Linked DNA regions of Homo sapiens: region 1 is linked to region 2. A link is a loop called in an ENCODE intact Hi-C map of the cell type or tissue named here. Cell type or tissue: dorsolateral prefrontal cortex. All regions are shown on one strand.

What was found. Peaks named below come from ENCODE experiments on the same cell type or tissue, not always from the same donor. Only the 100,000 strongest peaks of a DNase experiment are listed, where the experiment ranks them.
Region 1: it touches region 2 in a loop (2.8-fold over the local background); 5 of 110 quality-filtered maps call a loop at or near these places.

The regions. Positions count from the first base shown.
Region 1 is chr18:51,533,686-51,541,685 of GRCh38, forward strand. The region is part of intron 1 of LINC01630 (long intergenic non-protein coding RNA 1630); the gene reads left to right. Among named protein-coding and RNA genes, the nearest start is that of LINC01630, 150 kb to the left of the region's middle. In dorsolateral prefrontal cortex, a CTCF peak has its summit at 4,034 (motif pointing left); a DNase peak (open chromatin) is centred at 4,016; H3K4me3 peaks cover 504 bases.
Region 2 is chr18:51,388,664-51,396,663 of GRCh38, forward strand. LINC01630 (long intergenic non-protein coding RNA 1630) reads left to right here and starts at 3,379. Exons shown (of 3, transcript NR_040074.1): 1 at 3,379-3,594. In dorsolateral prefrontal cortex, no CTCF peak of the experiment used is centred here; a DNase peak (open chromatin) is centred at 3,268; H3K4me3 peaks cover 1,841 bases; H3K27ac peaks cover 4,218 bases.

The DNA.
Region 1 (8,000 bases), 150 kb after region 2:
TGTGGTGGTAGGCGCCTGTAGTCCCAGCTACTCGGGAGGCTGAGGCAAGAGAATGGCGTGAACCTGGGAGGTGGAGCTTGTAGTGGGCAGAGATCGCTCCACTGCACTCCAGCCAGGGTGACAGAGTGAGACTCCATCTCAAAAAAAAAAAAAAAAAATTCCTTTACCCCTTTAAAAACTGAATTGTCTTTTTATTGGTGACTTTACGATAGTTTTTAGAATACACTCTGGATACCAGATTCTTTATTGTAAACAATATTTGCAGATATTTTCTATCATTCTGCAGGTTGTCTTTTCATTTTCTTGGTGGTGTCCTCTGAAGGATAAAAATTCTAAATTCTTATAAAGTCAAATTTGTCCTTTTCAAGAAACTCTTGTTTCTTGTGCTTTTGGTGTTACATCTAAGAAACCACTGTCCTATACAAGACCACAAAGATTTGCACCTATGTATGTGTGATGGTTAATACTGAGTGTCAACTTGATTGGATTGAAGGATACAAACTATTGATCCTGGGTGTGTCTGTGAGGGTGTTGCCAAAAGAGATTAACATTTGAGTCACTGGGCTGGGGAAGGCGGATCTACCTTTAATCTGGTGGGCACAATCTAATCAGCTGCCAGGGAATATAAAGCAGTCAGAAAAACATGAAAATGAGAGACTGGCCTAGGCTCCCAGCCTACATCTTTCTCCAGGGCTGGATGCTTCCTGCCCTCCAACAAGGGACTCCAAGTTCTTCAGTTCTGAGACTCAGACTGGCTCTTGTTGCTCCTCAGCTTGCAGATAGCCTATGGTGGGACCTTGTGATTGTGTAAGTTAATACTTAATAAACTTCCCTTTATATATATATCTCATATATATGTGCACATAAAATGCAAAAAATCAAGAAGTTTGAAAAACAAAATGCAGGTGAGGATGCAGATTGATGGGGAGACTCATGCTTTTTACAGTAGAGTGTTAGTTGATACAACTATTATATATATCATATATATGATATAACTATATCATATATATGATATATATATGTAAAGGGAAGTTTATTAAGTATTTTATATATATATATCTCCTACTAGTTTCGTCTCTCTAGAGAACCCTAATACAGCATTCTTCTATGAGTTTTATATTTTAGCTCTTACATTTAGGACTATGATCAACTTTTATGTGCTGGGATTACAGGCATGAGCCACCGTGCCTGGCCTGGAATTGCTTCTTAATTTCATTAGAAACACAATTATTTTGAATTAAAAATTAGTTCATTTTTGTGTATGGAAGTGGTACACATTTTTTTTTTTGTATATGAATATCCAGTTTTCTCAGAACCATTTGTGGAAAAGACTATTCCTTCTCCATTAAATGGTCTTGGTATCATGGTAGAAAAACAATTGTGCATAAATGTATGGGTTCATTTCTGAATTCTCAATTATACTCTATATGTCTATCATTATGCCAGTAGCACACTACTGTCTTGATTATTTCAGCTGTGTAGTAAGTTTTGTAGTAAATCAGAAAGTGTGAATCCTTCAGCTTCATTTTTCTTCAATATTGTTTTGGCTATACTGGGTCTCTTGCATTTCTATGTGAATTTCAGGATTAGCTTGTCAGTTTCTTCCAAAAGGCAGCTCGGGTTTTGATTAGGATTGCATTGAAACTGTAGATCAGTTTGGGGAATATTGCCATTTTAACAACATGAATTCTTTAAATCGATGAATTTGGGACGATTTTCTATGTTTTTAGATCTTCTTTAATTTCTTTCAACAATGTTTTGTAGTTTTCAAAGCGTATGTTTTGTATTTTTTTTTGTTAACTTTATTCCTAAGTATTTCATTATTTTGGATGCTATTGTAAATGCAATTATTTCTTTTTTTTTTTTTTTTTTTTTTTTTGGCAGAGTTTCACTCTTGTCGCCCAGGCTGGAGTGCAATGGCTCTATCTCGGCTCACTGCAACCTCCACCTCCCAGGTTCAAGCGATTCTCCTGCCTCAGTCTCCTGAGTAGCTGAGATTACAGGTGCCCGCCACCACGCCTGGCTAATTTTTGTACGTTCAGTAGAGATGAGGTTTCACCATATTGCCCAGGGTGCTCTCCAACTCCTGAGCTAAGGTGATCCACCGGCCTCAGCCTCCCAAAGTGCTGGGATTGCAGGCATGAGCCACTGTGCCCGGCCTGGAATTGCTTCTTAATTTCATTAGAAACACAATTACTTTGAATTAATTTTTGAATTTATTGAATTTATATTGAATTAAATGTTCAATTCCTGACATGACCTTTTAACAGGCAGTTAATGTTTTCATTCTATGGACTTTCCTTCATTTCCAATTTTCTAATCAGTTGAAATTCTGGTGTGATAAATGTAGAAACAGGTCAGCCCTGATGGTGCTTTTGCAGGTGCTCTATATCTTATCTGAAGGTTAGCCTTGCAGGTTACAATGGACTCTTATAGACCCTGGAACAATGCTTGTGCTTACCCAGGTTCTGCTTGTAGTGCCACAGGCTTGATTGCTGGAGCCTTTTCATTGTTGTTTGAATTTGCATGTTCAGCCATTGCATTTTCAAAGCAGGAATTATGGTGCCAGGCAATCAAGTTTAGAGGTGCTTCTAGCTCCAGCCTGGACCAGAACTCTTAAGATTCCTGTGCTGGAACTGGACATCAGCTCAGTCCCAGTGGTGAGTTTACTTTTAATATCCTTTAGGTCTCCTTGGCCAGCAGAACTTGGGTCAGCCAATCCTGATCTACTCTGTTTTTCTTAACTTTGAATTTTGGGGAGCAAGTGTTGAGGTCTTTGTTCCTGCCTTCTTAAAAAGCCTAAAGAAAAATCATTAAACTTGGTGTAACTTCTCCTGCCACAAGTTACACACTGCAAGGGCCTGCCTTTGTCAGAACATTAAAAAAAAATCTGTTACAGACATTTCTGGAGCAGTGAGTATCTATTAGATAAGAGAGGCCCTTGAAAATTATATTTTGACTAAGGAAGCCCCTTTCCAAGGTGACTTGCTCTATTCAACTAGACAAAGAAGTGGAGCATGGCTTTGGCACCCCCCATCACACAATGTAAGGTCTTCCATGTGATAAATCATTCCATTTTATTTTTAAAAATACCATTGCATTGGCTCAGTGCTCTTCAGAGTCTCCAGAGATGTTTCCTTGAACTTCAGAGTTGTGCTTGTGTTTGTGAGTGTGACAAGTGGACTTGGAAGTTTGCTCATTCACATTCATTTCTCTTACTGTTAAAACTCTCATGTTTCCTTTTCAAAGAGATGGATTATCTCACCTTTTTTTTAAGTAGTTTTGGTACTCTATGCATTCCATCACATCTTTTTCTTAGACACAATGAAGAGCAGGGCATTTAAAAGTTTACAGAAAACATGCTAAAATAAAATGTAGAGCAGCTTGAAAGAGATTCACTTACTCTAAGTGTACCTGTAGACCATGGTAGCTGAGTTATTGTCATATGATACTCGGTAAGCATATCAGGCTGGCAATCAAAATGCTGAAGCATTGCTTGCAGAAATTAATAGTCCTCAGTATGGGGTTTGGTCTTTACAGTAATGTCAAAGTAGGAAGGATTGTAAGTTCAGCAGCAGGCTTAAAGCCAGGGTCACCTGTATTAGAATTATATGAAGTATATTTGTAATTGAGAAAGGTTTATTGTACTAATTTTACTAAGATTTATCCTTCCAGTTACCTGCAATGTGCATTTCCTTCTATTAATGGCTCTCAGCCAGTCTACTGGAGCAAAAACAAACCAACTGATTGGCATTGTAAGAAATTACTTATTTTTTCTTTAGGAGGAGAGTAGATATTCTGCATGTCTGATTTATGATTATTTATCATGAAAGATTACTGACTATAATAGCCCTAAACAAGCCTCTATTTTCTGGGTAAGACGTAGAAGGAACTAAATAGCAGACATGGCAGAGAGTTCACTAGGAAGCACTTCAACGGATGGACTTCTTCTGCCAGGGCTTCATTTGCATATGGGAGGGCACGGACTAGCAGGATGCAGATCAAGCCCTGTTTTGCCTGCGTCTGAGCTCCTCCTTCCGGCCAGCTGCTGCGCTAGGCACTTAACATACATTGAAAAAGAAAACTAAAAGCCACATTTTTCTTTCTTTTAAAAACTGTATATATTTAAAGCATACAATATGATGTTTTGATATACATATACATAGTGAAGTGATTGCCCTATTTTCCTATTCACAATTTTTCTAGGTCATAATTATGGCTGAACTATTGCTACAAATCTCAATAGATTTAAAGAAAGTAGAAGAGGAAAAGGAAAACTATTAACCCAAGTGACTATGGGAATACAAAGCATCGGGCTAGTTCATTACCTTTTGTCTTAAAGATAAGAGAGGAGGTTAAAGAATATTAACAAACTGATGAACATAAAATGGCAAACAAGAAAGAACATTAGCCAGGGGGAACACATGTCCCTTTAAAATTATACCTATATATATTCTGAATTATTAAATTTAAATTATCACTACTTTATCTGCTATTTTATTGCTGAAATTTCTCACAACTTCATTTGCGAATAAACTCTCCTGTGATGGTCTGCCATTTACATAAGCATATTTATTGGTATCTCCTACGGAGTATAATCTTAACCACAAGGCTATGAATACAGTAAAACTTTACATTTTTGTGAGATACTTTATTTATTCAATTTAAGCTCAAGAAGTAGATGCAATTTATTAGAAAATGTTACAGAAAAGGAATTAATTCACCTCAATTCCAATGCACATACTGGGATGAATAACTCACTGTTATGACATAGTCAACTTTATTCTACCACCTTAATATATAAGGGACAATGGCTGGGCTCAGTGGCTCACGTCTATAATCCCAGCACTTTGGGAGACCGAGGCGGGTGCATCACTTGAGGTCAAGAGTTCAAGACCAGCCTGGCCAACATGGTGAAACCCCATCTCTACTAAAAATACAAAAAGTTTGCTGGGCTTGGTGGCAGGCACCTGTAATCCTGACTACTCTTGAGGCTGTAATCTCAGCTACTGTGAAGCGGGAGAATCGTTTGAACCCGGGAGGCGGAGGTTGCAGTGACCTGAGATTGTGCTACTGCACTCCAGCCTGGGTGACAGAGTGAGACCCTGTCTCTCTCAAAAAAAAAAAAAAAAAAAAAAAAAAAAAAAAAAAAATACACACACACACACACACGCGCGCGCATATATATATATATATATATCTTGATCACCAAGCCCACTGCAAACTGCTGCTGTTCATTTTCTCACTTTCTCTTGCCTGGACTATTGTAGATTTTCTCACTGACTTTTCTACTCCTAACCTTCCTTTTATATTTGTCCAAAGACTAATCTTTCTCACAATCAGAACCCCTCATATTTTCCCCTTTCTTAAAACCCTTCAATGACTTTATCCTTGCTTTTAGAATGAAGCACCAGCTCCTTAGGGTATTGTACAAAGTTCTTCACAGCCTTTAATCTCAGATCTCTCTCCCTTGCCATACACATCTTACTATCCAGACACATCTAAAATACTTGCAGATCTCTGGATGCATTATGATATTTAACATCTTCATGCCTTTCTTCATGTTTCAACTGTTTTTTTGTTTTGTTTTGTTTTGTTTTTGAGACTGAGTCTTGCCCTGTCACCCAGGCTAGAGTGCAGTGGTGCGATCTCTGCTCACCACAGCCTCTGCCTCCTGGGTTCATGTAATTCTCCTGCCTCAGCCTCCCAAGAAACTGGGATGACAGGTGTATGCCACCATGCCAGGCTAATTTTTGTATTTTTAGTAGAGATGGGGTCTCGCCATATTGGCCAGGCTGGTCTCAAACTCCTGGCCTCAAGCGATCTGCCTGCCTCAGCCTCTCAAAGTGCTGGGATTACAGGCATGAGCCACGGCACCCAGCTGACATTTCATCTTCTTTATGGAATTCCTCTGGACTGACCATTGCCTGGACACTTCTCCACTCTGGGGTTTACCACTACCACGACAGGCTACTAAAGTGGGTATCTGTTTTTGTCTGTCTGGCACCCTTCCACTTCCTTTAGGATGCTGATCCACTACAATAATGGAACCTGATAATGCTGCCAGTCATAGCATCTGTTTTATTGATCGCAGGGGTGGGTATATGACCATGGATATAGGTAATCATGGAGCCTTCTCAGACATAATGATTGACCCAGAATTGGGTATGTGGCCTAAGCCAGGCTAATCTACGTCTTCCCTGGGATTGGATGCAAACTAGAGACTTTTCCTTGGATCAATAACTTTATAAATGTCACCCCAGAACCTCTTTTGCCCATTTCTAGACACATGGAGGAGGCTGAAGAATAAAGTTGATGTTGAGAATGAGAAAGAAATGAGAGGTGGGGGAAAAAAAAAAGAAATGAGAGGTGGAGAGAGAGGCCTGGTGTCATTGAATCTCTGAGATCTACTCTTATTAGCCAGTAGATCTTGGTAAAGCTAATTAATTTCCTTAAGTTTCATATTTTTAATCTATAAAATGGGTAAAATAAATGTAATACTAGCTACCTGATAGGGTTCTTATAAAGGTTATGCAAAATAACACATATGAAGTGCTTGGTACACTGCTTAGCATAGAGTAAATGCTCAATAAATGTTAGTAGTGACTGTTGTTATAACTAAGTTGGGAGAGAGTGTCCTCTTTCTTGTTAGTAGTGAAGCAGGGCTTCCCAGTCGGTATTTAGGCCTATTTATCGCTGACTATGGGCTAATTTTGGGACCATTTCTTTTTCCCCAGTATCTTCTTGGCCCATCGATCAGGCTAGTAACCATTTTAACATGACTCACCTTATTCACCTTTACTTCAGTAGCTTTAGACATTTAAATAAATTAAATGTTAGTAAAAATATTTGGAGAACATTTGTATTTAATTGTAATGATGTTAAAGTATTTAAACTACTACAGTGCATGCAGAGATGGATCAGTGAAAATGCTTTGTCCATTACTGGAAATCTAATACATGGCAACGCAAAATAATTTTGATGGTCTCAAGCACTAAATTACTAAGTGGGTATATTATAGTGAAGATATATGTAACAAGGGCATTCTATACCAGTTCAGCCCACTCAGCAAAATTGCTCCAAGAAGTTGCAATATTTGTGTCTTATTAAAAGACTGACTTCATATTTTTATGGGAAATTGATAAACATTCTTTCTTGGTGCCCTCTTAAGATCCATATGAATTGTATAATGTTTTAAAGTGGGTGGTCAGTAACCTCATTTCATTTCTCTCTTCTGTGTCTCTGACCCAGCTCTTAAAAAAATGCAGCATCAGCATCTCTCTTCTCTTTTCCTTTAGCTTGTCTCAGATTTAAGCAAAATTCCCCCCAAAATCCATTTGTGAAGTAGGGCATGGGGATACATTAATGATTTCTGCTATTCATTTTAAATTTTGGCCTGAGATTGACCTGTTTAGCCTGCCTCCAGGAACACCATCATTGGAAAACATTTAAGAGCAGTCTTGATGATGGAAAAGTAATAGAAGACTCCTATACAATATGAGAGAGCCTGGGTCCTGGTCTTGTTTCTACCATTTGCTGTGTGACCTGGGGTAAGTCCCTCTCCTTTCTGGGTGTCATTTTCCTCATCTATAAAATGAGAAGGCTTTAGTAGATGCTATCTAATATCCATAACATGGGTGCAATTTATGGCCTAAAGGTGACTTCAATATTTCAGAGTCAATATGAATCTGAATTGCTCACCCTTTTCTGTGTTTAACTCATCAGAAGGCTTGACTGGGGCTGAAGGATCTACTTTCAATCTCACTCATATGGTTTTTGGCAGGTCTCAGTTTCTTTCTAGCTGTTGGCTGGAGACTTCAGTTCCTTATCACATTGGCCTGTCATAGGAGAGAGAGAGAGGGAGAGAGAGAGAGAGAGAGAGAGAGGTGTGTTAGAGAGAGAGAATGAACATGAGATCTTAAGACTGAAGTCATTGACTTTTTATAACCTAGTATTGGAAGTGACAAAGCATTACTTCAGCTGATTGCTATTGGTCACAC
Region 2 (8,000 bases):
TCTGACACAACCACAGCAGGGAGGGGAAGGGAAATCTTGTTTCCATCAGGTCAAAGTGGAAGTCCAGGCTCTCCACTTAGCCTTGGCTAGCAGGGGTAAGGCCACAGTTTTTCTGTGGTGTTTGAATACAATAGAGTGGTTATTGACTGTATTAGTCCATTTTCACACTACTATAAAGAACTACCTGAGACTGGGTATATTAGTCAGAGTTCTCTAGAGGGACAGAACTAATGGAATATATATATAAAGGAAAATTTATTAAGTGTTAACTCACATGATCACAACATCCCACAATAGACCATCTGGAGGCTAAGGAGGAAGGAGAGCCAGTCTGAATCTCAAAACTGAAGAACTTGGAGTCCAATGTTTGAGGGCAGGAAGTGTTCCAGCACAGGAGAAAGATGTAGGCTGGGAGGCTAGGCCAATCTTTTTTCACATTTTTCTGCCTACTTATATTCTAGTCACGCTGGCAGCTGATTAGATTGTGCCCACTCAGATTAAGGATGGGTCTGCCTTTCCCAGCCCACTGACACAAATGTTATTCTCCTTTGGCAACACCTTCACAGACACACCCAGGATCAATACTTTGTATTCCTCAATCCAATCAAGTTGACACTCAGTATTAACCATCACATTGGGTAATTTATTTAAAAAAAAAGTTTAATTGACTCACAGTTCTGAATTGCTGGGAGGCCTCAGGAAACTTACAATCATGGCAGCAGGTGAAGGGGAAGCAAGGCTTGTCTTACATTGTGGTAGGAGAGAGACAGAGTGAAGGGGGAAGTCCCACTTTTAAAACATCAGCTCTCGTGAGAATTCACTATCATGAGAACAGCATAAGGGAAACTGCCCCCATGATCCGATAATCTCCCACCAGGTCCCTCCCTCAATATGTAGGGATTACAATTCAAGATGAGATTTGGGTGGGGACACAGAGCCCAATCATATCATTGCCTAAAAGTTTTTGTCCTGCTCGGCTGCCCATTCCACATTCTTTGGGCTAGAGAGAGCAGGCTTTTCTTGGGCTTTTCTGTCTGCACCTGATGGCATTTCTGGGTTGCTGGCTTCTCCACCATCCAGGCTGGGGTTCATGAGACAAAAAGAAAATCAAGGAGCTCACCTCAGGTCCCAAAGTCCTTAGCCCCTCTGTCTTCTTCTTTTTTTTTTCCTTTTTTGAGAAGGAGTCTCACTCTGTTGACCAGCCTGGAGTGCAGTGGCGTGATCTCAGTTCACGGCAACCTCTGCCTCGCAGGTTCAAGTGATTCTCCTGTCTCAGCCTCCTGAGTAGCTGGGATTACAGGTACCTGCCACCATGCCTGGTTAATTTTTGTATTTTTAGTAGAGATGGGGTTTTACCATGTTGGCCAGTCTGGTCTCAAACTTCTGACCTCAAGTGATCCACACTCCTGGGCCTCCCAAAGTGCTGGGATTACAGATGTGAGCTTCCACGCATGGCCCAGCCTCCTGCCTTCTTCTCTCCACCCTTCAGGGTTTCCTCATTTATATATATATTCCAGAGATTTTAGCTATACTAAATGGAAGGAAAGGGGAAATTGGTGTTTACATGATATAAAGAGTATTTACTTTTTTTGGAGTCAAATTTTTTTTTTTTTTTTTTGCTTTCATTGTCATGCTTCCCCTCCTAAGAACCACATAAATATTTATCTATTTTTAATGCTTTTGTAGTTTCATCTTTTATATTTGTCTTTAAGCAAGTGTTTATCACAGTCTGGCTTATAGACTGTAGTTTCTTGGTCCACCTAAGAACTACTGAATCAGAATCTCTGGGAGTCTCTCTTTTTACAAACTCTCCAGGTCATTAAATATCAACCAACATTTGAGATCCACTTCTTCATCCATTCAAAAAAATTTTTTGGTGTAAGTTGTAAGGCAGGCCTCTCACCTATTTTTTTTTCCCTAAGTGGTTAGTCAATTGCCTTAAAACCATTTATTAAATTATTCTATTTCCTTCGCTGACTTAAAATGCTACCATGATAAAATATTAAGTTTATATATATAAATATAAATATTTGGGTCTGTTTCCAGATGTTCCATTTTGCATCATTGATCTGTCTGACCATTCTGGCGCCAGTAACTTACTCTCTTTAATTGCTGTAACTCTAGTCTGGGTAGATTTCTGAATGTTGCCCTGCACCAGCCTCTAAAAGCCTCATAAGAAACCATTTGCCAGGAGAGAAGTAGATGACTCATATGTGAAGATGCTTTGTAAATTGCAAAGCGCTCTGGCCTTTCAGCCTACCCTTGACACTAGCACTTCCTAAAACACTGATCTCATCCCTTCCCTTCCTGACTCTAAAGCCTTACTCAGAAGATGAAGCTCATTATCCTGGCATTCAAGGTCTTTCCTTCACCACCTGGTCCCCATATCCCCCTTTTCAAAATGACCGTCCACTTGTCTTCAATACAATCCTCTTTAATCAGGTTTGCCTGTGATCTGTTTTTCAAGACTTGCCTGACACATTTCTTGCATTCGATCTTATTGTTTTCTCTACCATGAAGTACATTCTTTAAAATTACTTACCGTCCTCCAAGGCCAATCTCCTTCCAGAAAGCTTTTTATCTGAATTTTCCAGCTTTCCTCGTAGCATCCACTTTACACTTAGCATACATTGAGCTATGACAGCTCTCCTCTGATGCAATTACTTTTGTTATTTGTGTTTTCTGGAGTGTGTATATCATTTCACTCAACAGTAGTGTAATATTCTTACCCACAGAGGCTTTGCCTTCTCCTTCTTTGTGTGTACCTGCATTTCCCCTAGTAAAGTGTGACACACACAGCAGACATTCACTCAATGTATGTTTACTGGCTAAATAAAGAAAGGGTACTATTAGATCTCAATGAAAGTCTGTGATTGTTTTGTATTGCTCAAACCCAGACAGAGGATTGGTCATCTTGCTTCATCTATTTTCAGGTATGTGTTCAGTTCAGAGAAAAATCATAGGTAAATGTTGTGTTCTGAGATAATCACTGCTTTATACTAATCAGCTAGACAATGATCTCATGGGATACAATGGTCCTGTGCAGAGATGTAGAAACCCAGGAATTTCTTCTTCACATCCTTGCAAAAATCGCCCTGCAGCTCAGAATGCTCTCTATAAGACAGGATAGAGATTGTTTTAGGATGCTATTGTCTTCCCTGCCCACAGTCCCCTCAGAGGGGGAACTTACTCACAGAAAGCCCTTGTTGTCTCAGCTGCTGTTCTTTTTATCACTTGATTCAGTTTCTCCCTGGCCACAGCTGATTGGACTTAACCATAGCAGCTGATTGGACTTACCGTACCAGCACAGAGATAAGCTGAGCCAATCAGGGTCTTGCTTGGGTGAATAGAAATGAAGAAACACAAAAGAAAGCTGCCAATTGGATATGGGTATTGTAGCTGAAACGTCTTGCGAGCTGAGTCAGGGTCGGGGAAGCTGTGATGGCAATGAGAAGTCAACACACTGAGGATGGAGAGAAAGAAGATGAGTCTGGGAGAGAAAGAGAATGATTCTTCTGGCCGAGGGAAAGCAAGAATATCTGTTCCTGCAACTGCACTGATTCTAGAAACACTCTCTATTCGAACTCTCATGAGGTAACTTCTTGTTCCTTAATTCTGGGTCTCCTCTACTCCTGTTCTTGACTCCTCATGAGATCATTTGAGCTTAGTAATAAACCCCACTTATCTTTACCAGGCTTGAGGGAATGCGTGTGTGTGGGGTCTCTGCTCCTTTCAACAAAATTATCCTCTATAAAATAGGTGGCACTGGGGGAATGGTTATCAGCTGGGTTTTTTTTTTTGTTTGTTTGACAGTTTGTTTTTGGTGTGGGGGTTCCTGAAGAATGTATATTTAATTGTAGTATTAGTCACCTGAGTTAGAATAGCTGGATGATGAGTGTTTTAAAAAAATACTGCTTTTGGCTGGGAGTGGTGGCTCATGCCTGTAATCCCAGCACTTTGGGAGGCCCAGGTGGGCGGATCACGAGGTCAGGAGATCGAGACCATCCTGGCTAACAAAGTGAAACCCCGTCTCTACTAAAAATACAAAAAATTAGCTGGGCGTGGTGGTGGGCGCCTGTAGTCCCCGCTACTCCGGAGGCTGAGGCAAGAGAATGGGGTGAACCTGGGAGGCGGAGCTTGCAGTGAGCCGAGTTCGGCGCCACTGCACTCCAGCCTGGGCGACAGGGCGAGAATCCATCTCAAAAAAAACCAAAAAACAAAACAAAACAATAAAAAACATTGCTTTCAATACACTTTTAAGCTTTTAATACTTTTTTCATGAAAATTTTCAAATATTGAGACCAGTAGAAAGAATAGTAGAATAGGTATCCATCAATCTACCACCTAGATTTAACACTTATTAACATTTTTCCCTATTTGCTCTATCTCCGTATTTCTTTTCTGTTGTTGGATTATTTTAAAGTAAACTACAGATATTGTAATATATTTCCCCTAAGTACTTCAGTATGCATCTCTAAAAGAGGTGTGTTCCTACATGACCACAATACCGTTGTCACATAAAACACAATTGGCAGTATTTTCTTAATGTCATTAATAACCTAACTATTAAGAAAATAGTGCCAATTGTGTTTTATGTGACAAGCATAAAAAGAAGAAAAATTGGGACTCATTTAAATAGTCCCAATTTTCCTCAAAATGTCTTTTATAGATGCTTCTTTTCACACCTTGATATAAAGATGGCACGGCATTGAATTGTTAAATTTTGTCCTTCAAGTCTCTCCTAATCTAGAAGTGTCTTCCTCTTTATTTTAAAGGAAGAAATTAGGCCAGATATTTGGCAGACTGTCCTACATCCTAGATCTGTCTGATAGTTTCCTCACAGTCCTGTTTATCTTGTTTCTCTCTTCCCAGTAATTCCTATACAATGTAAGTTACATTTCAAGCCAACTCTCTTCCTCAGCCACCTCTTGTAGTACAGGGATGGTCACTTGATCCAAGGGTAATTTATCCACTACATTTTTGGTGATAATAGCTCAGAGGTGGTTATGCTGTGTATTTCATATTGCATCACAGCAGGAGGCACTTAATGTCTGGATGACTGTCCCACTATTTGTGATACTGTGTTGGTTACTCTGTTCAAGGTGATGACTGCCAGATCCCTCTATTGTAAAGGAAGGCATCTCCTTTTGTGATAAGAAAATAAGCTATGGGTGATACTATTGAGTTTTCCATTAACCTTTCACCTAATGATTTTAGTATCTACTATTGATTCTTTCTGGAATGGATGAACTTTGTCACTAACTAATATTTTCTGACAATAGGATAGGCTACAGGGAGACTGAGAAGCGGAGGCATGAAATCTTCTTTGTTGGAGATTGTTATGCATGTTACTATTATTATGGATATATGTATTGTTATTTATTGCAGCCTAACAAACTGTCCCAAAATATAGTGACATCAAACAACAACAATACATTTATGATCTCTCCTGGTCTCTGTGGGTCAGGAATTTGGGAGGATATGGCTGGGTGCTTCTAGCTTAGGGTCTCCAATGTGGTGGTCGTCAGATGGGGCTGGAGCTAGAAAAGCCGGAACCTAGATTATCTGGGGACTGGCAGGGAGTTTTTATCTTTGTGTTATCTCAGGCCCACCCTGTGTCATTTCTCTGCATGGGGTGGTTTGGGTTTCCTTGCAGCATGGTGTCCTCAGGGTGGTAGGACTTTACATGGTGGCTGGTAAGGACTGAACATTTGTGTCCTTCCAAAATTCACATGTTAAAATCCTAACTCCCAAGGTGATGCTATTAAAAGGTGGGCTCTTTAGGAGGTGATAAGTCATGAGGGTGGAGCCCTCTTGAGTGGGATAAGTGCCTTTAGAAGAGGTCCCAGAGAGAGCTCACATGTCCCTTCTACCATGTGAGGATACAATGGGAGGATGTCGTCTATGAACCAGACACCAAATCTGCTGGTGCCTTCATCTTGGACCCCCCAGCCTCTAGAGCTGTGAGAAATAAGTTTCTGTTGTTTCTAAGCCGTGCTGTTTATGGTATTTTGTTATAGCAGCCTGAGCAGACTAAGACAGGGGCTCAGGGTTCCAGCGTGTTTCCAGTGAGCTGGGTGGAAATGGCTTTGTCCTTTGCAGTTGGCCCTTGGAAGCCATGTAGCATCACTATACAGTACTCTATTGGTTGACCAGTCATGACAGTTGGCACAGATTCAAGGGGAAGGGACACACATCCCACTCTTGACAGTGAAAGTGTCAAAACATCAGCAGACATGTTTAAAAACACTATATTGTTTTTATGAAGTAAGCATATACATCTGTATTTACTAATATTTGCCTTTAAAAAGGATCTGCATAATTAATAATTGAGAAAAACAGAGCAATTAAAAATAAGACAAATAATAAATAATAAATGGATCAAAGAAACAGATATACCTGCCATCTGGACAGATTATAGTTCCAATGTAAAGGATGAAGGACTTAGGTGTTTGTAGCTCTAGTTGCTGGGTAAAAGGTTGTTTACAAATTTACCTGAAGAGTTATTTTTTTCCTCTTGACACTGAATTTTAGAAGGACTTTATTAAATGTATTCTTTCATCAGGGCCATTGAGAAAGAGAACCGTCAATGCCTGGCTTTGGTTGTTCAGAAGACAGAGAAATACTCTTTAGGTGGACACTTGTGAAACAATTTCTCTGGGAAAACAGAAACTCGAATACCAATATTAGCTTTTGATTAGTTTCTGCAGGGGAACTAAGATAAGTTGTGAGTATGTTGCCTTCTGAAGATGTAGCCCCTGCTCTGGTAGGGTCTTGCTCAGGGAACCTTGGCAAAAACTTGTCAACTCCGGCCACACATTATAATCACAGGATGGAAGCAACTCTTACAAACCCACATGCCGAAGTTCATTTATCAATTATGCAATTGTATTCTTTAGACCAATTGAATACAATCTCTGGGGGTAGGATATCGGCATTAGTATTTTTTTTTAAAACTCCACAAGTGATTCCAGTGTGTGATCAGGATCTAGAACCATTGCTTTAGAGCAGGGCTTGGTAAACTGTTGTGAAAAGGGCCATGTAGTAAATATTTCCAGATTTGTGGTCATACTGCTTCCATCCCAGTGCTTCAGCTTCGCCTTTCAGCAGGACAGCAGCCATAGACAATGGGCATGATGAATGGGCATGGCTGTGTTCCAATAAAACTTTATTACTGACACCTTGTTTGGGGACCAGTTACATTTCAGCTCTCTTTAATAGCATCATCCTTGTATGTAGAACCTCAGATGTGCAGACATGAAAGAAGGGAGTACATTTATAACTATTGTGACTGTCATGGGCATTTTGAGTGGCAATTTAAATTCTTCTCTTTTTTTCCCCAGAGATGACTTTATTACTCACAGCAAAAGCAGTAGCCAGAGTATCAGAATTTGTGCTTTTCCCCCTGAACCCCAGTTCCCACAAGGGTAAGAATTAGGTCCTGCATAGATACCTACACATGCAGTGGGTCATGTCATAAAAAACAATGAGGGTGGAGAACCAGCCATTCTATAGCAGGCAGTGGCTTACTTGCTCTTTTCCCTCAGCTCTGTTTTTTTTTTTTTTTTTTTTTGAGACACGGTCTCACTCTGTCACCCTGGCTGGAGTGCAGTGGTGCGATCTCGGCTCACTGCAACCTCCGCCTCCTGGGTTCAAGCGATTCTCGTGCCTCAGCCTCCTGAGTGGCTGGGATTACAGGTGGCCACACCACCGCACCCAGCTAATTTTTTTTTGTATTTTTTGGTAGAGACGGAGTTTCACCCTGTTGGCCAGGCTGGTTTTGAACTCCTGACCTCAAGTGATCTGCCTACTTTGGCCTCCCCAAGTGTTGGGATTACAGGCATGAGCCACAGCGCCCAGCCTTTCCCTCAGCTCTCAAGGTGCACATTGCAAATGCACCCCTGCAAAATGGCCCCAATAAAGAACCTTGCATTTCTGGCACATCCAGCAAGAATGTGCAGGAATGCAAAAAGCCCATGGAGAACCATCTCCCAACATCA